Linked DNA regions of Homo sapiens: region 2 is linked to region 1. The links are chromatin contacts, found by Hi-C or POLR2A ChIA-PET in ENCODE. All regions are on one chromosome and are shown on one strand. The core of a region is the stretch at or near the end of the contact, and the rest is flanking DNA. Distances in the headings are between cores, read along the strand shown.

What was found. Hi-C counts contacts between places; a loop is a spot of excess contacts on that map. ChIA-PET counts read pairs that join two places held with the same protein, here RNA polymerase II (POLR2A). Pooled maps may share reads with other maps.
Region 2: a loop to region 1 is called in a map of naive thymus-derived CD4-positive, alpha-beta T cell, with 3 times the contacts of the local background. The contact joins the promoter of LINC00189 here to the promoter of HEMK2 in region 1. A Hi-C loop is called at or near these places in 1 of 168 maps with a recorded cell type or tissue (naive thymus-derived CD4-positive, alpha-beta T cell) and 10 of 50 pooled maps. POLR2A ChIA-PET finds 5 or more read pairs at or near these places in 1 of 52 experiments (activated naive CD4-positive, alpha-beta T cell).

What each region holds. Positions count from the first base shown.
Region 1 is chr21:28,883,897-28,887,036 of GRCh38, forward strand. It overlaps HEMK2 (HemK methyltransferase 2, ETF1 glutamine and histone H4 lysine), which reads right to left and starts at 1,471. Exons shown (of 6, transcript NM_013240.6): 1 at 1,316-1,471. The coding sequence starts at 1,449. It also overlaps the pseudogene HSPD1P7. RefSeq lists enhancers at 770-1,329, 1,325-1,384, 1,330-1,888.
Region 2 is chr21:29,192,106-29,195,660 of GRCh38, forward strand. LINC00189 (long intergenic non-protein coding RNA 189) reads left to right here and starts at 1,389. Exons shown (of 2, transcript NR_027072.2): 1 at 1,389-2,155.

The DNA of each region.
Region 1 (3,140 bases), core at 221-2,720:
GTTATACATGCATCAAAAGCATAAATCATCCCCATTAAAAAGATCAGCTTGATGGCATTTAGGGAAATTTTTAGCACTGAACTCCCAAAACAACTACCCAGTGACAAGCTCCAGAGGTTTTAAACTTTTGGAACCAGTCTACACATCTGACAAGTCTTTATTAGGTGGTAGTAAGGTCTGAGAATCTCACCAGGTGGCTTCTCTTTGAAAATAACTATCATGGTCTCATAAATAATTAGAATTCCAAACTAGAAATAACCCAAGACTTTATAACAAAATCAGCTCCTTTTACAGCATACTTTGCAGTGCAATTTGTGCTTGTAAATCTTTCTGGGCTATCTTGAGAAGAAAAGACAAGTTATAAAACAGTACTGTTCCACTGTATATTCCAGTAGATCCAAAAGTTCCATCATCTACAATGAAAGACTAGTTTAATAAGAGCTGGGACATTTTATACTGGAGAAATATGACCAAGTTTAAGAGGGATAAATAAATACAATATAGATCTTTGAAACCTGAAAGCTGTTTGTTCCATCCTGAGAAAACCCAGTTCATCTTATCTTCAAACAAATCTAACAACCCAAATTCCTTACATTTAAAAATCACAATGTCAGTATTCATTCCTTCTGCTATTAATTTAAAATTGATGGCGATCACTTCAATAAATCCATTTAAATAAAGTGCTAGGGTAGACTATTGTCTGCTAGCTGCATGTAACTTTTTTTTGGTAACAATTAAATGAAAAATTCAGTTCCTCAATAGCACTAGCCACATTTCAAGCGCTCTGTAGCCACATGTGAGGACTGGCTGGTGCTAGAGTATGCTATTCAGTGGGTTTAAAAATATTTCCCCACTCCAGTAACACAACTTTCTTTCATGTTTGTTAAGGGTGCTTTCTATGTGCTGAGTAAATCAAATAATACCATGCAATTTTAATATGTAATACTTTAAAAATATTAATAAGCAATGTTTCCGGAATATTTTGTTTCCAAACGTGTTATACTATCGCTTCTCTCAGGGACATGTGTTCTTCAGATTAACAGGCGACAGGAAAAGATACGCCTTTGCATGGTAAGCAGTCAGGGAGCTCATGAGACAGAGCAGCCCCCTGGCAAAGGAGATGCGTCCCCGGCACACTCATTACTTGTAGCTACAGGAAAATTCTCAATTACGGCGTCCTGGCTGTCAATCATCTGCAAGTGGACCCCGCCTGCTCCGGCTCAGGGCGGTGATAGTCACCGTTCCGGCCCTCCTCCACCGCACTTCTTCAGAAAGCCGCAACCCTTTCCCGTCAGAGCCCCTCCCCTCCTCGCACCCTGCCAGTTCGGCAGCCGCTGCCTCCAGCGCGTCCAAAAGCAGAAACGTGTCCTCCGCGGGCTCGTACACGTCGCTGAAGGCGCCGCGGCCCACGTGCCCGTGGAACGGCGTAGCGAAGTTCTCCCCTGCCATAGTCCTTCGCTGCGTTCCATGCGCGTGCGCAGGGCGTGCGCATGCGCATGCGCATGCCCTCACCCTCATGCGCAGGCCTAGGAGTGGGGCTGGCGTCCCGGGCGACCAGTGTGTTGTTGTTGGGTCTTAATTCTAAATTTGTCAGTGGCTCTCCTTGAAATTGCTAAGTAGACAGTTGTATAATCCGTGACTATTGACATTTGCTTTCTTCTTTGGAACATTTAAATTTTATTCTGTGAACTAGAACCTGATAGTGGGCATTCTGAGTTGTTTTTGACTAAGGTGAATGTTCTTTCTTCATTCTAATGATATTTGGAAATTCTGTTTTATTCCTAGTTTGCAAGGATTTGAAAAAATACATAATAAATTTTACTGTTTTTTTGTCAGCTGAACTTTAAGCTTTACGCTATAAAGATGAAGACTTTCCTCGTTTTTTTACTGTACTTTATAAATTGCCTTCCTGATGAATCATGAATGCACTCTTTTTATAAACCTTAAGCAAGATGATGCGGTTTAATACACTGCTGAATTGGGGAGGCTAATAATCTGGCTCCGTTTTTTTTTACCAAGATTACGCTACCCTCGTTATGTGAGTTAGGACACTGTTTCTGGAACATTAGGTAGAAAGCCTTAAAACTGGCTGGGCTTGGTGCCTTTTTGAGTGAATGGATCTTTGATGTTTTGGAACATCTGTAAGTTATTAGACTATTCAAGTATTTGCATTCTTTTTGAGTCAATTTCTGAAATTTGTTTCGCAATGAAACATTTTTACAGCTCGTTTTTTAAATTTGAGAAATAAAAATACAGAAAAGTATTTGAGGTACAAATTTTATTTTATTTTATTTCTACTTATGTATTTTTTTTTTTTGGAGACAGAGTCTCGCTGTATCCCCCAGGCTGGAGTGCAGTGGCGCGAGCTAGGCTCACTGCAACCTCTGCCTCCCAGGTTCAAGCGGTTCTCCTGCCTCAGCCTCCGGAGTAGCTGGGATTACAGGCGCCTGCAGCCACGGCTGCCTAATTTTTGTATTTTTAGTAGAGACGGATTTTCCCCATGTTGGCCAGGCTGGTCTCAAACTGCTGACTTCAGGTGATCCACCCGCCTTGGGCTCTCAAAGTGCTGAGATTACAGGTGTGAGCCTTTAACGCACCCGGCTGGGTTACAAATTTCAAAACCCCAAGTTTTAAACCCAGAAATGACAGTATTTTCTCATGTTTCCTTAAAATATTTTTTAAATACAAGAACTAAAATATTACAAATAAGATGGATGTTCTTTCTCTATTTGCCTTCAGTTTAATTGTGTAACATTCTCTCCAAGGCTCTTATGGATTTAGTGTATGTCCATCTAATCCATGTAAAAACATGGATCTTGTATTTATACGTTTATAAACATTCATATCTTTATAAGCAACATACGGTGTATTTTAAAATTTACATAACTGGTACTAGGTTGGACATATTTTTCAAATTTCTTTTTCAGTCAACATTATATGAGATTTATGTTTTGATATATGGTTAGGTTACTCCTCTTAACTGCCATATAGAATTTTATTATGTAAAAATATGAAAAATATATATATATAGAAAGAGTTGTACTTGATCTCCTGGGTTCAAGCGATCCTCCTCCCTCAGCCTCCTGAGTAGCTGGAACTGGAACCATAGGTGCTCTCGCACCCAGTATTAGGAATATACA
Region 2 (3,555 bases), core at 139-2,638, 310 kb after region 1:
TGGCTCACCGCAACCTCCACCTCCTGGGTTCAAGCGATTCTCCTGCCTCAGCCTCCCGAGTAGCTGGGATTATAGGTGTGCACCACCATGCCCGGCTAATTTTGTATTTTCAGCAGAGACGGGGTTTCTCCATGTTGGTCAGACTTGTCTCGAACTCCCAACCTCAGGTGATCCGCCCACCTCGGCCTCTCAAAGTGCTGGGATTATAGGCGTGAGCCACCGCACCCGGCCAACAAACACAAATTCTTATACTTGCTACCACAAACATCATTAGTCATATTTATTAGATGGTCATTATTTATTAATTTAAATTAAATAATTAAATATTCATTAAATCATTAAAACCTTCAGCTACTTATATGATTATAGTTTGGTGCTGTTTTTGCAAAGACACTACACATTCACATAGAAATATGTCTAAAACTTTTTTATAATTCTATAAACTACATGAATGGTTATACAGTTGAGTTGACTAAATTCCTCCCACATAATTATTTCAATTACATAAAATATTACTTACATAACTGGAATGGTATTATAGCTATAAAATACTCAAGTCTGTAGTTACATAAAATTAAATTCAGTAAAAAGAAAGGCCTAAAATTTTAGCAACATACTCTCTAGAGAAAAGCTGCTAAACAGTTGTGTTTCTATAAGTTTTAAAATACAATTGTAAAAATAAAAACTAAAAACAAAATTTTTCAAAATTTTGCTTTCTCAAAAGACATTAGCCAAATTTTAATAAAAACATTGAAGAGTTTGTTTTGCATACACTCCGATGAGATGAACTAATATTATCATCCCCTTTTAAACCAAATTTTGTTTGCAAATCTTCTCTCCAAGAAGCCCCCTAAACAGATCTTACTTTCCTTTTGGTAATGCTTACTTATGATCTGTTGGCAACTTATTCGTATTGTTACAGGTAGTTAGATAGGCATGAGTGGGGCAGGAGAGCGCTCTTCCCCCACCCACTAGGAATGTCCGGGGATGGTTTGACAATTATCACACTGCCTCTCTAGCAATGATAATTCAGCAGCCTGTGCCAGGGAGAGACAATCTCCTGATGATCCACAGCTGTTAACATTAAAGTGTTAATTGAATGCAGATGCCAGGGAAAGCAGCCTCCTGGGCATGTACCGTAAAAGACAAGTTGGCGGAGTATGACCTTTTGGGGACACTCCATCGGAAAAAAGGGAAGGAAGGATCAGACGCGGCTGTATACAACTTCTTAAACTCACTGTGTGCTCAATTCCCAGAAGTAAGGAGGGCACTGCGCATGCGGGAAGCCCACCCTAAGGGAGGAATTATGGGAAAGAGGCAAGCCTGTAAAGCCCGAGGATCAAGGTTAAACGCTCTCTTTTTGACCTTCAGGCACCCTCTTGGGTCTTTTACAAGTGAACTTTCTTTCCTGTTTTAAAGCCTTTTAAATAAACTTCCACTCCTGTGCTGAAACTTGCCTTAGTCTTTTTTTCTGCTTTATGCCCCTCAGTCGAATTCTTTCATCTGAGGAGGCAAGAATTGAAGTTGCTGCAGACGCCTGTGGATTCACCACAAGTACATTGGAGTAACCACTGGGAACAACAGGTTGCCTTAGAAGCTTTGCAGGTTGTTTTGTTTTTTTGTTTGTTTGTTTTTTTGAGACGGGGTCTCACTTTGTCGCCCAGGTTTGTTGCCCAGGCTGGAGTGCAGTGGCGCAATCTCGGCTCTCCGCAACCTCTGCCTCCCGGGCTCAAGTGATCCTCCCACCTCGGCTTCCCGAGTACCTGGGACTACAGGCATGCACCACCACACCCGGCTAATTTTAATTTTTATTTTGTATTTTTAGTAGAGTTGGGGTTTCACCATGTTCCCAGCTGGTCTTGAACTCTTGAGGTGAAGCAATCCGCCCACCTCAGCCTCCCAAAGTGCTGAGATTACAGACGTGAGCCATCGCGCCTAGCCTTGCAAGTTGTTTTTTGTTGAACAGAAGAAGCTATTCAAAAATGTCCAGGACTCTGTTATTTATTCAGCAAGCTTACAAAGCCATCTTTGATTGACTGATTCTTTGACAATGACTATCTGGATGACACAGGAAGGATGCAATTCTGGCCTTGGAGAGAAAACTTGCAAGGAAAGGAACATGTTTGAATTTCAGATGTGTTCCTCAATGAATCACGTAAGTTTGCTGTTTATATTCATTAAAGAATACGTTTTAAATGAGGATAAAATTACAACTTTCATACAATATAAAATAAATGTGTCGGATTTAACTCAGGAATTAATAAGGTGATAAATAGATGTTGCAAGGAGTTCAAAAGAGAACCACACATTTATGGTTAAATAAGGAATGTGAAATGAATTTACAAACAAATGCAAAACTGGCAAAACTGGTCAATATCCACACAAACCCAGTTTGCATTTTCATGGACAGAGATTATTTGCATTCCAATCAATTTTCTCCAAGGTAACTTCTGTGTCTAAAGAGTTGTGAAATAGCCCAATCAGAGGCAAACAAAGGCACAGATAACCCAGACGGATGAGCTAGACAAAGCATTTCACCTTTTTTCTCTACGTATTCTTTCTTTACCAGGGTGATTTTGGTGCATCTGACACCTTTTCAATGATTAATAAATCAAGATCCAGAAATTAGTGAATAAAATTAAGTATTGGGGACTGTAGGGGGAAAACATTTCTCTCTACTCTGCATATCTTTTAGCTGGGGCAGACCGCCGCAACAAAAGACTGATTAACGAGGGAAAAAAGGACGTTTCATAACGTGTATCTTCTGTATACCTGGGAGAAACTTAGAGAAATGAGCAAATCTCAAAGACATGGCTTTGAATTCAGGCTTAAATCCTATCTTCCACTGAAACAAAGACAGAAGGGTGAGGGGAAGGCCAGTTATGGTGAGACGCCCAGGAAAACACAGTAAGCAAAGGTCAAGTTTGTTATGCAGATCTAAGTTGGTGCCTTCTCCACTGAGTCTCTAATGATTTAGTCATCCTTCTCATCCTGGTACAGAGAGGAAGACACTTACAAATGGAGATTTCCTTTACAGATATACATTTTTCTTACAAAAGGGTAACTTTTACTCTGTTTTCAGAGCTTCTCCTGTGTCTGCAATTTCTCAAAATACCTCAAAATAATCCTTATGCCAAACAGGCATATTTTCATCTCCTACAGGTCAAAGATATTCACATTCAAGAGTTTGGGAATGAAATTCATTTTGGATAATAATATAAAAATCAAGGTTTCTTTTGAGGGCATGGCGTTAACTAATTACAATTTGACACAAAAATGGAACTGTCATTCTATTTTCTGTACATGGTCCATGAAATACAACATGAGAATTTGGAATGATTTGGGTCAGTTATCCAACTACCAGCAATCTCCTTGTAACTCACAGATCCCCCTCTATAATAATCACAATGATAATAACAGCAATAATAATAAAAACTGTGACACCTGAGTCTTATTGATCCCTTAACAGGTGCCAGACGCCGTGCTAGGTGTTTTAGCTATAATTTCTTAAATTGAATTTCCATAATAGCATATACAGTGGATGTAATTATGCTA